Linked DNA regions of Homo sapiens: region 1 is linked to region 2. Evidence: chromatin loops called from intact Hi-C (ENCODE). Cell type or tissue: Caco-2. All regions are shown on one strand.

Region 1 (8,000 bases), 380 kb before region 2:
TTTTTTAATTTTATTAGAGACAGGGGGTTTCACCATGTTGCCCAGGCTGGTCTCCAACTCCTGAGCTTAGGCAATGTGCTGGCCTCGGCCTCCAAAAGTGCTAGGATTACAGGCATGAGCCACCACGCCCAGCCAACACTTGGGTTCTAATCTGAGTTTAGAAACTTATTCCTGTATAAAGTTTCTTTGTGCCTCGGGGTTATTTTAAAACGCAAATGAAATTATAATAACAGTAATAATAACTATTTTAGAAATTTGATTTCAGATAAAATGAGACTGTGCGTGTATTCAATTTATATTAGCTAAATCAAATAGAAATAAGCTGAAGCTCTAATAATGAAATAATGTTTTACAAGTTTAAGGTTAATAAGCATTTATAGATAAGGCATGTTTTCTTACAATATTCCGTTCCCAGGGCTCCTGGACTGAAGATCGAAGTTCTTCCCATGGCCTACGGGGTCCCAGAGTCTGGGCCTGCATAGCCTCTCCACACTCGCCTCCACTCATCTCAGGTCCTTCCATAACTATTCCCTCTCCTGTCAGGGAGGCTCTGCCGTCCACGCTGATTCCTGCAGATCAGGGAAACCTCCCCTAACTTCCCGGCTCTCCTATGTGGCTCCCACAGCACCACGCACCTCTCCTTCATTGTGCTAATAATAGCTGCATTGTGACACTTACAATCATGATTATTTGGCTGGTATCCTCTGACTGTCTTTATTTACAATGTGGATATTTTGTTCTCTATAAATTGTTGCGTTGATTTTGATTCTTTTACATGCCAGGTTAAAATATTACTAATACTGATTACTGAGGGTGTTTTGTTTACAAGTGAGTTACTCACCTCAATCTAGTTCTTACCCTCCTGTTCTGACCTGGCCATTCCGCATTCAAACCCCAGGAGGCCAGGAATACGTATCCACCAGGGCCTAGAACCTCCGCCTGTGTAGGGGAGAAACTCAAATCTGTATAGAGTGAATTAATGCATATCTATAGTTTTTGCATTTTAAGGGTTTTAAGGAAAATATTGATTTGTAACACAGATAAAATGGTCGAAATACAAGTGTTTTAAGTGACCATGATGTTACTGGCAGAAGAATCACTATGACTAAAATTCCAGCAATGGACAACACTTTTTCTATGCATAACCTCTTTGTGGTCAATTTCAAGACAGCCCACTTCTGTTTCACGGTTTAATTGGTTCTCGAGCTCATTTAGGAGAAATTCAATTTCCTTTGAGCTGAGTTCATATCACAACAGATGAGTTCATTCGTTTTGGTTTCTTCTTCAGGCCCATGGAAAGGAAAGCTAAACGATAATGGGAGCAAAAATAATCTATGGAAGAGGTGGAGTGTGAAATGTAAAATTAGATTTTCTAAACATGCTGTCTCTAATGCCCAAACAGAGCCACACCCAAGCGATCAAATGGAATCAGTGGTAGGGGAGGCGATTATAAATCAATCTAGTTTATGGGATGCACTGTGTGAATGGTTAAGGGAGTGATAAAGGGTGGTTTCCGACAACCCAAAGAAAGGATCCTCGGCTTGAGCTAAGTGTGTGTGTTTCCATCTAGTGAGGAAAGGGGCTTTCAATGACATTGCCACTTAAAGGCTTACAAAGAAGGTTCTGGTCAACATTCTTCGGTTCATTGAAGTATTTCTTATCGAAACCCAAATGTTAACATTTTTATCTCCAAGGGAAACAAAAAAAAAGGCTGGTGGAATTCCCCTGTAGTTTCTAAAGAGGCCACAGCAAGGCGCCATAGAGACAGAAGGAGGGAAGTTGAGGGAAGTCCTTCTGACTGGTAAATCGGCTTTCTGACCCTCGTCTGCAAATAATACATTCTAAGGTAAGGAACTAAGGAAGCTTTATTGAAATCGGATTTCAAATGGAGAGGTCCTGCTATGCCTACTGGAGGAGATCAGGGAATAATAAATATTTCCTTCATTGAAAATTATATCCTATTGGCCAGGCGCAGTGGCTCACGCCTGTAATCCCAACACTTTGGGAGGCCGAGACAGGCGGATCACCTGAGGTCGGACCAGCCTGCCAACATGGAGAAACCCTGTCTCTACTAAAAATACTAAATTAGCCGTGCGTGGTGGTGCATGCCTGTAATCCCAGCTACTGGGGAGGCTGAGGCAGGAGAATCACTTGAACCAAATAGGCGGAGGTTGCAGTGAGGTGAGACGGTGCCACTGCACTCCAGCCTGGGGGACAGAGAAAGACTCCGTCTCAAAAAAGAAAAAAAAAGAGAAAGAAAAGAAAGGAAGGAAGGAAGGAAGGAAGGAAGGAAGGAAGGAAGGAAGGAAGGAAGGAAGGAAAATTATATTTTATTGGCCAACCTCAAAATTGAAGCTTATTCAGAAACAGATTTAAAAAAAGAAAAAAGTGGAGAACTGCTCCCAGATATATATGCAGAAAAGCTTCAAGTCAACATTTAGGAGGTTTTTAAATATCGATCTGGGTTTCGTTCTAATGGTCTGGGTGTACTTATACGACCTATTACATTTCACTAGACTGTAGCCAATAGTGAGCGTTGACTGACCATTGCTTTCAAAGTGAGTTGTGTTGCCTTTAGCAATACAGTCACATTAATGGCCAGAAAAAGAAAAAAGAAAACAAACACTGGGGGTGTTTGAAACAACTGGGGGTAGGGTGGGGTGGGAAAGGTGTGGGGGTTTGCGTTCGAGTCAACCTCTATTTCGGGGGGTAAAAACTGCCTCCTCCGCTTGATTTTTTTCCTCGATCTGCAAAAGCGTAAATGTTTTGTTTTGTTCTATTGAGATGGAGCCTCGCTCTATCACCCAGGCTGGAGCTTAGTGGCGCGATCTCGGCTCACTGCAACCTCCGCATCCCGGGTTCAAGCGATTCTCCTGCCTCAGCCTCCTGAGTAGCTGGGATTACAGGCGAGCACCACCATGCCTGGCTAATTTTTGTATTTTTCGGTAGAGACGGGGTTTCGCCATGTTGGCCAGGCTGGTCTCGAACGCTTGACCTCATGTGATCCCCCCGTCTCGGCCTCCCAAAGTGCTGGGACGACAGGCGTGAGCCACCGCGTCCGGCCTAAAAGGGTAAATGTGATTACACCCACGCGTATTTGTTCAACAGACATTTATTGAGCGCTCACCACGTGCCAACGCCGGGCGTCTGGGCTCTGGAGGCGCTGCCACGTGGCGGATGCGCAGTGCCCGGCGGCCGGGCTGAGGGGTGAACGCGGGGGTCAGGGGGCCCCGGGCTGAGGGTTTGCGTGCGGGCCGGGTGCCTGGGGGCCCCGGGCTGAGGGTGAGCGCGCCGCCCAGGTGCCAGGCGGCTCCGGGCAGAGAGTGAACGCGCGGGCCAGGTGGCTCCAGGGCGGCGCCCCAGGGCGGGGCCGGCCACGCCCTCCCTAACCCTGGCGGAGCTGATGGGTGGCTGTAGCCTGATTAGACCGCGTCAGTCCGGAGGGTGGGTCTTGGGAGGGGGCGCAGGGCAGTCCACGTTTCCACTGCAGTTTCTCCTTTGTTTTACGTTTGGGAGGAGGTGGCATTGGAAATAGCAGAGTGCTTCGCGGTAACAGGGGTGAGTCTTGTTTCATGGAACTTTTTTCAAATGGGGAGAAGGGGGTTGTGTTGCTCACTACTTGGAATGTGTCGGTCAAAGGGGTTAGATAGTCAGGGAGGGGAAGCGTGTTCTCATCCTGGGACCAGGCCGGAGCCGGCCTCGCCGGGAGACTTGTAGCCCTCGCCCTGCGGTGACCCGTGGCTGGCCACTGGCCTCAAATGTTGAAAACGGGCAGATGGGCAAGTAATACACTCTCAAGAAAGCAAGTGTCTGGCGGTGATTTCCTAAATTGCATTTTTTATTTTATTTCAAAACTTCATGTAAATATGTTTCCTTACAATATCTGGCTAAGTCTTTTCTATATTAACATGCTTACATTGTGATCAAGACACCAGTCTCTTCCCTTTCTTTTCCTCTCCTCTTATCTCTGGAGATGGCAATACCCCCAACTCAAATTACTCTAGCAAAAAACCTAGGAGACTCTTTCTTTTCTTTTTTCTTTTTTTTTGGAGACAGTCTCGCTCTGTTGCCAGGCTGGAGTGCAATGGCGCGATCTCGGCTCACTGCAACCTCCGTCTCCCGGGTTCAAGGGATTCTCCTGCCTCAGCCTCCCAAGTAGCTGAGATTACAGGCGCCCTTCACTGCGCCCGGCTAATTTTTGTATTTTAGTAGAGACGGGGTTTCACCATGTTGGTCAGGCTGGTCTCGAACTCGTGACCTCAGATGATCCGCCCGCCTCAGCCTCCCAAAGTGCTGAGATTACAGGCGTGAGCCACCGCGCCGGGCGAGACTCATTCTTGATTCCTGTTTCCCTTCCGCTCTTCATCCAATCCACCGGCGAGCTGCAGGGCGAGGGGGTGGTTCTTTCTCCTGTTTTCCCGCTCTCCCTGCATTTCATCTCCTCTGCCGCCATCTGCTCCAAACCCCTGGCAGCCCTTCGCGGGATTCCCAAATCTAATAGATTTTTCTGTTCTCCCCAAATCCATTCTCCATGCAGCTGTCCGGCCCATCTTCTAACCTAAAAAAACTTGCTGTTTGCTTGTTGGAAGCCCTGTAATGGTTTCCTTGGGACCTGGGATGAAATGCAAATGGTCCCGGGGCTCACCGTCAGCCCCGCGCCTGGGCCTCGCCCCAGCCCCCACCTTCCTGCCCGCCATAGCTGTAGGGAGCATGGAGCATGGAGCGTGGAGCGTGGAGCATGGAGCATGGAGCGTGGAGCATGGAGCATGGCCTGCAGCCCCCGGGGAGCGCCGGCAGCCTGGAACCAGCAGGCTTCGCTCGTCTCTTCCCACCCCCGTGCACTTTTCCTCCTGCCCACATCTGGCTCCGATGGCCCCCTCCTTGGGGGCCTTTTCCAGACATTCATGATGAAGGTGGCGTCCTCGGTTACTTCCCCTCTCATATTCTTTTTTTTTTTTTTTTTTTTTTGAGACAGAGTTTTGCTCTTGTCGCTTGGGCTGGAGTGCAGTGGCACGATCTCGGCTCACTGCAACCTCCGCCTCCTAGGTTCAAGCGATTCTCCTGCCTCGGCCTCCCGAGTAGCTGGGACTACAGGCGCCCGCCACCACGCCCGACTAATTTTTTTTATTTTTAATAGGGTTTCACCATGTTGGCCAGGATGGTCTCGATCTCCTGACCTCGTGATCCGCCCGCCTCGGCCTCCCAAAGTGGTGGGATTACAAGCGTGAGCCACCGCTCCCGGTCCCACCCCGCCCCGACCTTTTTTTTAATAGCATTTTTCTCAATCTGACATTTTTTGTTTATTTGCCCTTTACTGTCTGTCCCACACCAAACTTTGTGTTAACGAGGAACTTTGCATCTTTTTCCCTAAGTTCAGCACCTAGAACGAATACTAAATGTATATGAAGATTTCGTCCACATCCGCTTTTACCAGTATGTTTTCCATGTACAGTCAAGTTCCATATAAGGCCGTTTCAGTCAGTGAGCAACCCCACGTACTATGGTGGTCCCATAAGATTATAAAAGAGCTGAAAAATCCCCATGGCCTAGTGACATCTTCATGATCCTGAATTTGTGTAGGCCTAGGCTCATGTGTGTGTTTGTCTCTTCGTTTTTAACGTAAAAGTTTTTAAACAGACAAAATTTTACAGAATAAGAATATAAAGAAAAAATATTTTTGTACAGGTGAAAAAATGTTTGTGTTTTAAGCTAAGTGTTATTACAAAAGAGTCAGGAAGTTTGCACATTTTTAAGTTTATAAAGTTAAAAAGAGTCTGGGCGCGGTGGCTCACGCCTGTAATCCCAGCATTTTGAGAGCCTGAGGCAGGCGGATCGCCTGAGGTCGGGAGTTGGAGACCAGCCTGACCAACGTGGAGAAACCTCATTTCTACTAAAAATACGAAATTAGCTGGGCGTGGTGACACATGCCTGTAATCCCAGCTACTCAGGAGGCTGACGCGGGAGAATCGGCTGAACCTGGGAGGCGGAGGTTGCTGTGAGCGGAGATCACGCTGTTGCACTCCAGCCTGGGCAACAAGAGGGAAACTCTGTCTCAAAAAAAAAAGTAAATAAATAAATGAATTTAAAAAGTTACAGTAAGCTAAGGTTAATTTATTATTCAGGAAAGACAAATTTTTAAATAAGTTCTAAAATTTGCCTAAGTGTACAGTGCTTATAAAGCCTACAGTTGTGTACAGTGGCGTCCCAGGCCTTCATTCACTCAACACTCACTCACTCACTCATCCAGAGCCACTACCAGTACTGTGAGCTCCATTATGGGAATGTGCCTACACAGGTGTACCATTTTTTATCTTTTGTACAGTATTTCTTCTGTTTGGATATGTTTATATGCAAATACTTACTGTTGTGTTACAGTTGCCTACAGTACTCAGAACTGTAACATGCTGTGGAGATTTATAGCCTAGGAGCCATGGGCCCTACTGTGTAACCTGGGTGAGTTGCAGGCTGTGCCATTCGGGTCTGCGTAGCTACACTCTGTGATGTTCACAGGATGACACAGCAACCTAAAGATACATTTCTCAGAACATATTCCTGTCTTCGAGTGATGCATGACTAGTTATTTCTGCTAACAGAAATTGGCTTGCCATATAAATAGTTTTCTTTTAGTAAATTAATAAATTACCATTTCAATGTTATATGTCATCCTCACAAGCTTGTATACTGCTATGAGAAATAGCATAATGCTCGGAGATCTGACAAATAAGAATTTAGCTTAGAAAGGTAAGGACCATACTTGAACCTTAGTAAATTCATAAAGAAAACACCTCTCTTAGGAGATGCCTTTCTTTTTTTTCTGTCACCCAGGTTGGAGTGCAATGGTGTGATCTCAGCTCACTGCAACCCCTGCCTCCCAGGCTCCAGCGATCCTCCCACCTCAGCCTCCTGAATAGCTGACCACCAGCACACTAGGCAAACCCACCCCACTCACGGCCTCCCTTGGGAATTCAGACCTAACCATCGCTGAGCTGAAGTGTAGGTGTGGTCTGATTAGACTCATTTTTTCTTTTTTGTAGAGATGGGGTTTCACCGTTTTGCCGAGGCTGGTCACCAACTCCTGGGCTCAAGGGATCCACCCACCTCAGCCTCCCAAAGTGCTGGGATTGCAGGCATGAGCCACCATGCCTGGCCTTAGGAAATTCCTTTCTATGTAACACCCTGCATCATTAATAGCCAGCTTTTTTGAAACTTCTACATTAAATTGTCTAAACTCTCAAATAAATTCCTAGTAAAGTAATTATATAGGGTTGTTAAATCAGAGATCAACAGCACAATGACTAATGCATACTCATGATTTCATCTCACTAGACAAATGTACTGAGGCTGGAGCCTGTGTGAACAGAACAGAAGAGGCCTTCACTCTAGTAGTGCTCACAGTCCAGCAGGTAAGACAGACTTGAAGCAAGGGACACCAGAGCTCTGATCAGTGTGAAATAGGGAGCTAGGAGAACGTTTAGCTTTGGGACTCAACTGAGCTGAAGAATCCAGGGAAGCCTGCCTGAAGAGGTGATGTTTGCGCATTTGAAGTATGGATGGGAAGCAAGCCTCTGTGTGTGTGTTGGAGGATAGGTGGTATTTTAGTGAGAAAAAAGAACATTTGTAATGGACTGATCTGATGCTTTACTGGAGAAAGTTTATTATGGCTGAATAGTGAAATACAAGAGCTATAGATGGCAGGAGGTGAGCTTGGAGGGAAAAGCAGCAGTCAATTAAATTGCAGTTACAGGTTGAGTATTTTTTATCCAAAGTGCTTGGGACCAGAAGTATTATGGACATCAGATTTTTTTGAATGTTTGAGTATTTGCAAAATACCCAATATGAGCATCCCGAGTCCGAAAATTCAAAATCCAAAATGGTCCAATGAGAATTTCCTTTAAGTGTCATGATGGCACTCAAAAAGGTTTCATACTTTAAGCATTTCAGGTCCTAGATTTTCAGATTTGGGATGCACAAGCTGTTTTTTAAATGGACTAATTGGGGAG
Region 2 (8,000 bases):
TCATAGCAAAATTGAGCAGAAAATAGAGTTCCAATATATCCCCACCTCCAAACATTCATAGCCTCCCAACTGATAGCATTTTCCTTGAAAGTTTAATGATTGAGGGTTGCCTGCTTTTACATAATTTACTACGTATTTTTTAAAAATTATAGGCCAGGCGTGGTGGCTCACGCCTGCAATCCCAGCACTTTGGGAGGCTGAGGCGGGTGGATCACCTAAGGTCAGGAGTTCAAGACCAGCCTGGGCAACACAGTGAAACCCCGTCTCTACTAAAAACACAAAAATTAGCCAGGCATGGTGGCGCTGCCTGTAATCCCAGCTACTCGGGGGACTGAGGCAGGGGAATCGCTTGAACCTTGGAGGCGGAGGTTGCAGTGAGCCGAGAATGCGCCAGCCTGGGTGACAGAGCAAGACTCCATCTCAAAAGTAAATAAATAAATAAATAAATAAATAAATAATAAAATAAATAAAATTATGTTAATAGATGTTACTATACATGTTCTGGTTAAAAACCTGAGAAAGTATTTTATTACATTTGAGGAATGGATTTGAGAGTATTTGTACTTCAGGCAATAAGAAATATTGATCAAATCTAAAAAAAAGGATCATAAAAAAGCATTTGATACTTTGTTTATCCATATATTTGCGAACATAAATGGAGTTTTTTGGATCAGATGACATAGTATCTATTTCCTTAATCTATGGGTTAGAATATAAAATGTGATTGATTACAAAATAACTTGTTTTTCATGAAAAAAATTAGCAGCTCTTGTAAAATGCATCTGAATAAGGAGAAAGTGTGCTACAAATGAGTAAAGAAAAACGCTGACTGGCTATACAAATACACTACTCATTAGCACACAAAAACTGTCTCACTTAACCAGGGAACTCCTTCCATTCCATCAGGCATGCCTTCCAGAGCACGTTCTTGCCTTTTAAATCATCAATCATTGCTGCCACTTTAGTGAGACCAAAAGGGTTAAAACTGAAACCCAGCCATTCCCTTTCACTTCTGCAAATGCAGCTCAGCTTTCCCTTCTCTGGTCTATAACAAATGCCACCCACTCTTTCCTCTGGGGTCTTCTCTGATTTGTATGGCCAGTCCCCAACCCGCCTCCTGAACTTCCATGCAACAATTTCAGACCCTCAGCAGTGGAAAGTCTTAGCATAGATGTTCTGTGAGCTTCAGGGCTTAACCCCTCATGAAACTTGACCTGAATCCGTCAGTGGATAGAAAACGGATTTCATATTTAGAATCAGCATAACTATTTGTTACAATTTTCCAGAGTGTTTTTTTTTTTCTTTGGAGACTGAGCCTCGCTCTGTCCAGCCCAGGCTGGAATGCAGTGGTGTGATCTCCGCTCACTGCAACCTCTGCCTCCAGGATTCAAGCAATTCTCTGCCTGAGCCTCCTGAGTATCTGGGATTACAGGTGTCCGCCACCATGCCCGGCTAATTTTTTTGTATTTTTAGTAGAGATGGAGTTTCACCATGTTGGCCAGGCTGGTCTCGAACTCCTGACCTCAGGTGATCCACCCACTTTGGCCTCCCAAAGTGCTGGAATTACAGGCATGAGCCACTGTGCCCAGCCTCTCAATATTCTTGATATTATATGTACTTGTATTTTCTTTGTATTTGAAATTATCATTAGGATGGTAATCAGACAACTTAGATGTTACAATATCTATACTAATCACATCACATTACTTTATTGTTACTAGTTTCTGTGAATGTGTCTTATCTTTTAAATTAAATCCAAAGCTCTTTGAGCCAGAAACTTTGTCTTGTATGAGGTTTGCTATATAAGTATTTGGAGGGAAAATTGAGTGACTCGTTCTTTCGTAAAACTGTTATATCGGAACACCACAGCTTCATGAAAACACATTAACTAGAAGTTATTACACTGGAGTTCGATCTCCAAATAATGCGGGTTGATTAAGTTCCATTAGCTCTGTGGCTTTAAGCAAGTTCCCTACTTCTCAAGACCTTATTGAATTCACTTTACAATAGGGTGACTGGGTCAGGTGATGTCTCCAGTATTCTCCCTTTTAAAGTTATATCACTTTTCAAAAAGAAAGTCTATTCTAAGAAAGAAAATATGACTCGAAGTCTGAATTTGCCCAAGTACCAAAGAAAGGCTAAAGTTAAAGCAAATCTTATTCATAGAGAGCACTAGTAAATCTATTTCTTTTTGATGCTTGAATGTTTTCTATGCTGGAATGTTCTTGGTACATATTAGGTTATAAAATGACTCATCTTTAGGACATTTCAGTGCCTGAGGGTATTTTCTTTGTAATCCATGTATTGAAATTTGACTCTTGATAGCACATGCCAAGCACATAGTTCCATAATATGATTTTTTAAAATTACAGATAATGAATATCAGATGAACACAACAGAAGACACTTAGAAATAAATCACATTTTGACCACTTTTAACAAATACTCTTAGATCAGTGTCAGATATGAGTCCTTAAAGTTTGGCCACAAAGATAATAAACACTTTATCAAATCTCTATCTTCATAATGTGTGCTCTTCTGAAGAATTATTGTCTCTAACAATGCTCTCAAAGAGCTACCAGAAAGGTTATTAAAATGAAACCTATGGTCACTGTAGTCAGAATACAAAACAAACACGCATAGTCACAGTTCATTTGCATCCATTTGCACAGTGCATTTGTTTGATTTTACAAATAACTGATAGATGAGTGGAAATAATATTCAATGTCTTGCAATTTGCAGAAAAGAGAAGTGCGACTTTAATCTCAGAAGAAAATATTTCCCAGAGAATGTGAATATCTAGTATATTGTGCTATCAAAACTCTATCCCTTTATTTTATGTCCTTGCTTGACATTTAGTTGGGGTTTATTCAAGGATTACTTGATTGGAAAAGTGCCTGCATATTTGGATGTTTAAATACATTTGATTTATGTCTCAAGTGACATTTGTGGAAAACATTTTCTGTTTTAGAAACAGTCAGGGTCAGGGAGGTCTCGCCGAGGGGAGGCAGGGACTCAAATGAAGGACTGGCCACATGGAGTATGTGTATCTCGGAGAAGAACATTGCTGACCTCTGTAGGAAGAAAGACTGGCCACATGGAGCATGTGTATCTTGGAGAAGAACATTGCTGACCTCTGTAGGAAGAAAGATGTGCACAGGTGGGTCTGGTCTATGCCACATGGATCCCAGTAACAGCAAGGAGGCCAATGTAACAGGGGTAGAGAAGCAAAGGAGACATTTGGAGAGGCTGCCATATTTTAAAGGTTTTGTGGCCATGTTTAGATTTGGTTATAAGAGTCATAGGACACCATTGGTCTTCTGTTTTAAAGACACCTCTCGCTGCTATAGTGGGAGGAAGGAGAAATATTAGCATCAGGTACAGGTGAACCATGTTTGTGTCTGAGGTAGATGCCCAGCAAGATGAGATGTGCAAGGTCCATCTACATAACTGTGAAGGACAAAGGGAACGGGGGCAGAGGCAGGGAGGGGAAGCCTTCAGACAGTTGTGCCAGTGGGAGACCTTGAAAGGAGAGGTGAGCTCGGACAGCCTGAGACCCAGCATAGTGCTGAGGAGGTGCTGGCAAGGCCAATGGGGGCCGCCTGGGAAAAGCTGCTCTCTAGAAGAATCCTGTTCCAGGCATGAATAGCCTTGACCTAGTCCTCTCTCCTAGGACTGGGAAGAGCCTGGGAGAGGGTGGCCTGGTAGTCAGGAAAGAGTGGCAGCTGGGGACTGTCACCTGCCTGCTCCTTGCAGCAGGTTCTTGTGAAGGGAGAGCCAATCAGGCACCTCCATGGGCACCAGAACGTGAGCGCTTTGGACTAGGGTGGAGGTAGTGGAGGTGGTGAGGTTTTGCCGGGGTTCTAATATATTTAAAGGGGAGAACCAATGATATTTACTAAAAAATAAAATGTGAAATGTCAGAATTCTTTGAGTTGAGATTTTGGGTGAATGGTTATGACAATTCCTAATGGAAATTGGAAAATATTTGGAAGGAATGGGTGTCAAGGTCAGATAAAGGCAGATAAGAAACTGTTTCAGGCATGTTAAGTCTGATTTAACTATTCACCATCCACTTCGATATGTGACAATGGCAGCTGGATATATTTTACTGGGCGGATGGTGGCCTGTGGTATTCCTTCAGCTGCCATTGATGGATAGATGGCTTGTAGAGCGTGAAGACCATCGAGGAGCGGAGTACAGCTGAGGAAGAGAACGGGGTACATTCACGACACCCCAGTGCTCCGCAGCATCTAGAAATTGGGATAAGAAAATGGATCTAGCGAGAGAGTAGAAGTAGCCAGGTAGAAGAATAAGTAGTTTATATAAAAAGAGAGTGTCTGACTCAGAAAATAAGTAATGCAGATGAAAAGGAGGGGATCGATTTGAGAAACATCTACTTAGGATTGGATTATGAAGTAAAGAAAGGACTTTAAGAAGGAGGCAGTTGTCACTTGCTTCAAATCCTGACAAGAGGTGGAAAGGATGATACCTCAAATGGATCACTGGATTTAGCAGTGTGGAGGTCGGTGGTAATGCTGACAAAAGTGGTTTCAGTGGAACACTGATGAAAGCATTATTGGAGGGAATGTAAGACAGAATAAGAGAGCAAGTAAAGGCAGTGAGCATAGAAACTACTCAGAGGAAATCGGCTGTAACAAGAAACAAGATGGAGAATTGCTGTCCTCTCAAGAGAGAGGCTTATGTTTTAAGAGAGTGACAACACAGCAAGCTTAAATGTTTGTGGGAAGGCTCTCTTAGAGAAGGCAAAAACGTATGATCCAGGAGGAAAAGGGGAGAAGCACATGGGAAAATTCTTAGAGGAATCAATAAGAGGGGATGGGATCTACTCCATGTGAAATCAGTTTTGCTTTAGAGACAGCATAAGTAGGTCACCTGTTTTACCAGGAGGAGAGGCAAAGCGCACAGGTCCAGTGCAGCTGAAGTGGTTTCCTCGCTAGTGGAAATTTGTAGACATTCTCTTCTGATTGCTTTCAAACTTCTCAGTGAAATAAGGATCAAGTCACAGTTAGGCAAAGAGGTGCGGGGCGGGCATGGTGGAGAGTTGAGAAGGGGTGGTGTGAAAGTCACTTTGGTGGAGGGAGAGTAAATGAACTTAATGACTCTTGTGACACTGTTGGGCAGTCCTGAGTGCCTGCTTGAGTTCATTCCTGTATATTTAACGTGAGGCCAACCAGCAGGTTTAATGTTTTTCTGTATTCATTTCCAAGTCCTTGGGTGTGAGCACAAACAGGCACAGGCCATATGTAATCATTGTGGTGGTTTTACTAGGCAGATGTGGCACAGGAAAAAGGGCAAGGTAATCGAGAGTAAATAGAAGGGGGTGGTGACAATGACTGATGTAAGATTGACGCTGGGAAATGAAGGAACTGAGAGCTGGAGGGGTGCAATTAATAGAGTGCGGGCTTTGTGGGTTCAAAATATTTAGAATGGGGGCCAAAACGCTGAAGGAGACAGCAAGAAAAGATTATGGAGGAGACAGAGTGAGTCTGGATATGAAAAAAAGTCCAGCGTGTTATCACAAGAGACAAACTGGAAGAGGCTAGATGAGCAGAATAGAGGACAAAGAACCAAGAGTCCTGGGTATTGGTAAAACCTGCTGTGGTCTGGATGCTTGTGTCCCTCTAGATTCCTATGTTGAAACCCTCATCTCCAAGGTGATGGCATTAGGAGGCGGGGCCTTTTGGGATGCGACGGGATCATGAGGGCAGAACCCTTGTGAGTGAAGTTCATGCCTTATACAAGAAAGCCTAGGGCCTTCTTTCCTCTCCACCGTGAGGATGCAGTGTGCAGTGAACTAGGTAGCGGGCTGTCACCAGACACCACACCTGCCGGCACCTGGATCTCAAACTCTCCAGCCTCCAGAACTGTGAGGAAGACATTACTGTTGTTCATAAACCACCCAATCTACAGTATTTTGCTACAGCAGCCAAAATGGACGAAGACAGATCATTTACACGGGTAGAAAAATCACCAGGAATAGCGATGGTGAGAAAAACAGCAAGCCAGACACAAGAATCACCCGTGATGAAGGGGATGGTAAATGACTAGGGAGAGTGACAGAAGGCCCAGTCCCCTGACATGAGCCTTGATGGAACTGGAGCTTTTAGCAGGAACCAGGGCAAATGGGCTTGAGGCAGCCCAGTAGTGTGCAGGGTGTGAAAGGGAAAAACAGCCCTCAGTTGACAGTGTAGTACTTTCCTAGGACTTCTGTAGCAAAACACCATGCACTTAATGCCTTCAATCAACAAACATTTATTCTCTCACAATTATGGAAGCCAGAAGTCTGCAGTCAGTATCAATGGGCCAAAATCAGGGTGTCAGCACTGTCACCCTCCCTTGGTGGCTCCATAAGGAAACCGGTTCCTTGTCTCTCAGCTTCTGGTGACTGCCAGCATTCATTGGCTTGTGGCCACATCACTCCAATATTTAGGGTCAACATTTTTTGATCTCCCTCTGCTCTGTCTTCATATCTCTTTCTCCTCTGTGTGCCCTAAAATCTCCCTCCTCATCTCGTAACAGAATATGTGTGATGTGTGATTGCATTCAGGGTCCATCTGAACAATCCAGGACGATCTCCCCATCTTGAGAACATAATCATATCTGCAAAGGCTTTCTTTTCTTGCCATATGTTATGGTCACCTGCAAAGACATATGGGCCCCTGAGGTTTGATTTGAATGTTGAGGCTGATGATGCCACACACAAGCTAAGGGGGTATGAAAGGTTCATTACTCACATACTTCAGGCTTCTGGGGAGAGCAGGTGGGCCTCACAAGCAGATCCAATGTGACCTAAGAAAGCAAGGGAAGAAGACTGGCCCAAGATGTTATAGTGGTTAGGGGTGGGGCTGGGGTGGGGTCAAAGTTCCCATGTGTGGGAAGGGCTCGTATGGTTTGACTCCCCCACCAGTGCCAAGGGAGGGGGCTCCCCATCTTTCCTGTTGGCTTATCCAGATGCGGGCATAAAGGAATACCAAGGGGTGAGGCCTAGAAGCTGTCAGGAGTCAAACATCAAGAAATGGGGCCAGTCTGGGCCTGGTGGCTCATGCCTATAATCCTAGCTGGGAAGCTGAGGCCCAGAACTTTGGGAGGCCCAGCACTTGAGGCCAGGAGTCTGAGACCAGCCTGGCCAACATGGTGAAACCCTGTCTCTACCAAAATATAAAAGTTAGCCAGGGGTGGCGGCACATGCCTGTAGTCTGTAATCCCAGTTACTTGGGAGGCTGAGGCAGAAGAATCACTTGAGCTCAGGAGGCAGAGGTTGCAGTGAGCCGAGCTCACACCACTGCACTCCAGCCTGGGTGACAGAGTGAGACCCTTCCTCAAAAAAAAAAAAAAAAAAAAAAAAAAAAAAAAAAAAAAGGGAGGGAGGCCAGACTACTCATTACATCATATAAGGCAATTTTCCCAGGTTCTAAGGTTCTAGAGATTAGGAACTGGCTATCCTGGGGTGGGTGGTAGAGTCCAGCCTACCACAGGGAGTTATGAAACATAAGCATGGTCCTCAAGGGGGAACTGAGATTAGGGTTCGATCAGAAATAGGAGGGGCGTATGAAAGAAGTCAGTGCTATAGATTTTTATGTAGTTACCAATGAGCTGAAACCCATTTCCCCATTTTATCTGTTTTGTTCATTGCTGTGTTCTCAGCTTCTACAACAGTACTTGGAACATAGTTGGCATTTGATAAATATTTTCTAAATAAATAAATGAATAAAAATGGACGACATTTCTAATGTAAAGAAGTTATTGGAAAATCACAATGGAAAGTTGGATTTGAAATTTAGGCATCTTCACAAAGTTCATATGCATTATTACTTTAAAATTCTGTAGCGTGGAAGGGAGATGGCAGGGGAGTATGTCACTTTGTGACACAAATGAATGAACCATGCTAATTTCATGGAAAACCCTATCTAAAATTCTGAAACAGAACACCCTGCCTCCCACCTGACATAGCTGCTTCTGTTAGCGTTTTCCAGCCCT

Evidence for each region. Peaks named below come from ENCODE experiments on the same cell type or tissue, not always from the same donor. Only the 100,000 strongest peaks of a DNase experiment are listed, where the experiment ranks them.
Region 1: it touches region 2 in a loop (17-fold over the local background); 3 of 110 quality-filtered maps call a loop at or near these places.

What each region holds. Positions count from the first base shown.
Region 1 is chr4:187,992,283-188,000,282 of GRCh38, forward strand. ZFP42 (ZFP42 zinc finger protein) reads left to right here and starts at 3,489. Exons shown (of 4, transcript NM_174900.5): 1 at 3,489-3,558; 2 at 6,826-6,991; 3 at 7,327-7,403. It overlaps LOC124900881 (a long non-coding RNA gene), which reads right to left and starts at 597. Exons shown (of 3, transcript XR_007058513.1): 1 at 400-597. RefSeq lists enhancers at 2,677-3,656, 3,657-4,638, 4,253-4,547. In Caco-2, no CTCF peak of the experiment used is centred here; a DNase peak (open chromatin) is centred at 3,429.
Region 2 is chr4:188,369,998-188,377,997 of GRCh38, forward strand. LOC105377608 (a long non-coding RNA gene) reads right to left here. Exons shown (of 3, transcript XR_939620.3): 1 at 7,965-8,000; 2 at 6,758-6,812; 3 at 6,286-6,662. Among named protein-coding and RNA genes, the nearest start is that of LINC01060, 82 kb to the right of the region's middle. In Caco-2, a CTCF peak has its summit at 3,091; a DNase peak (open chromatin) is centred at 3,094.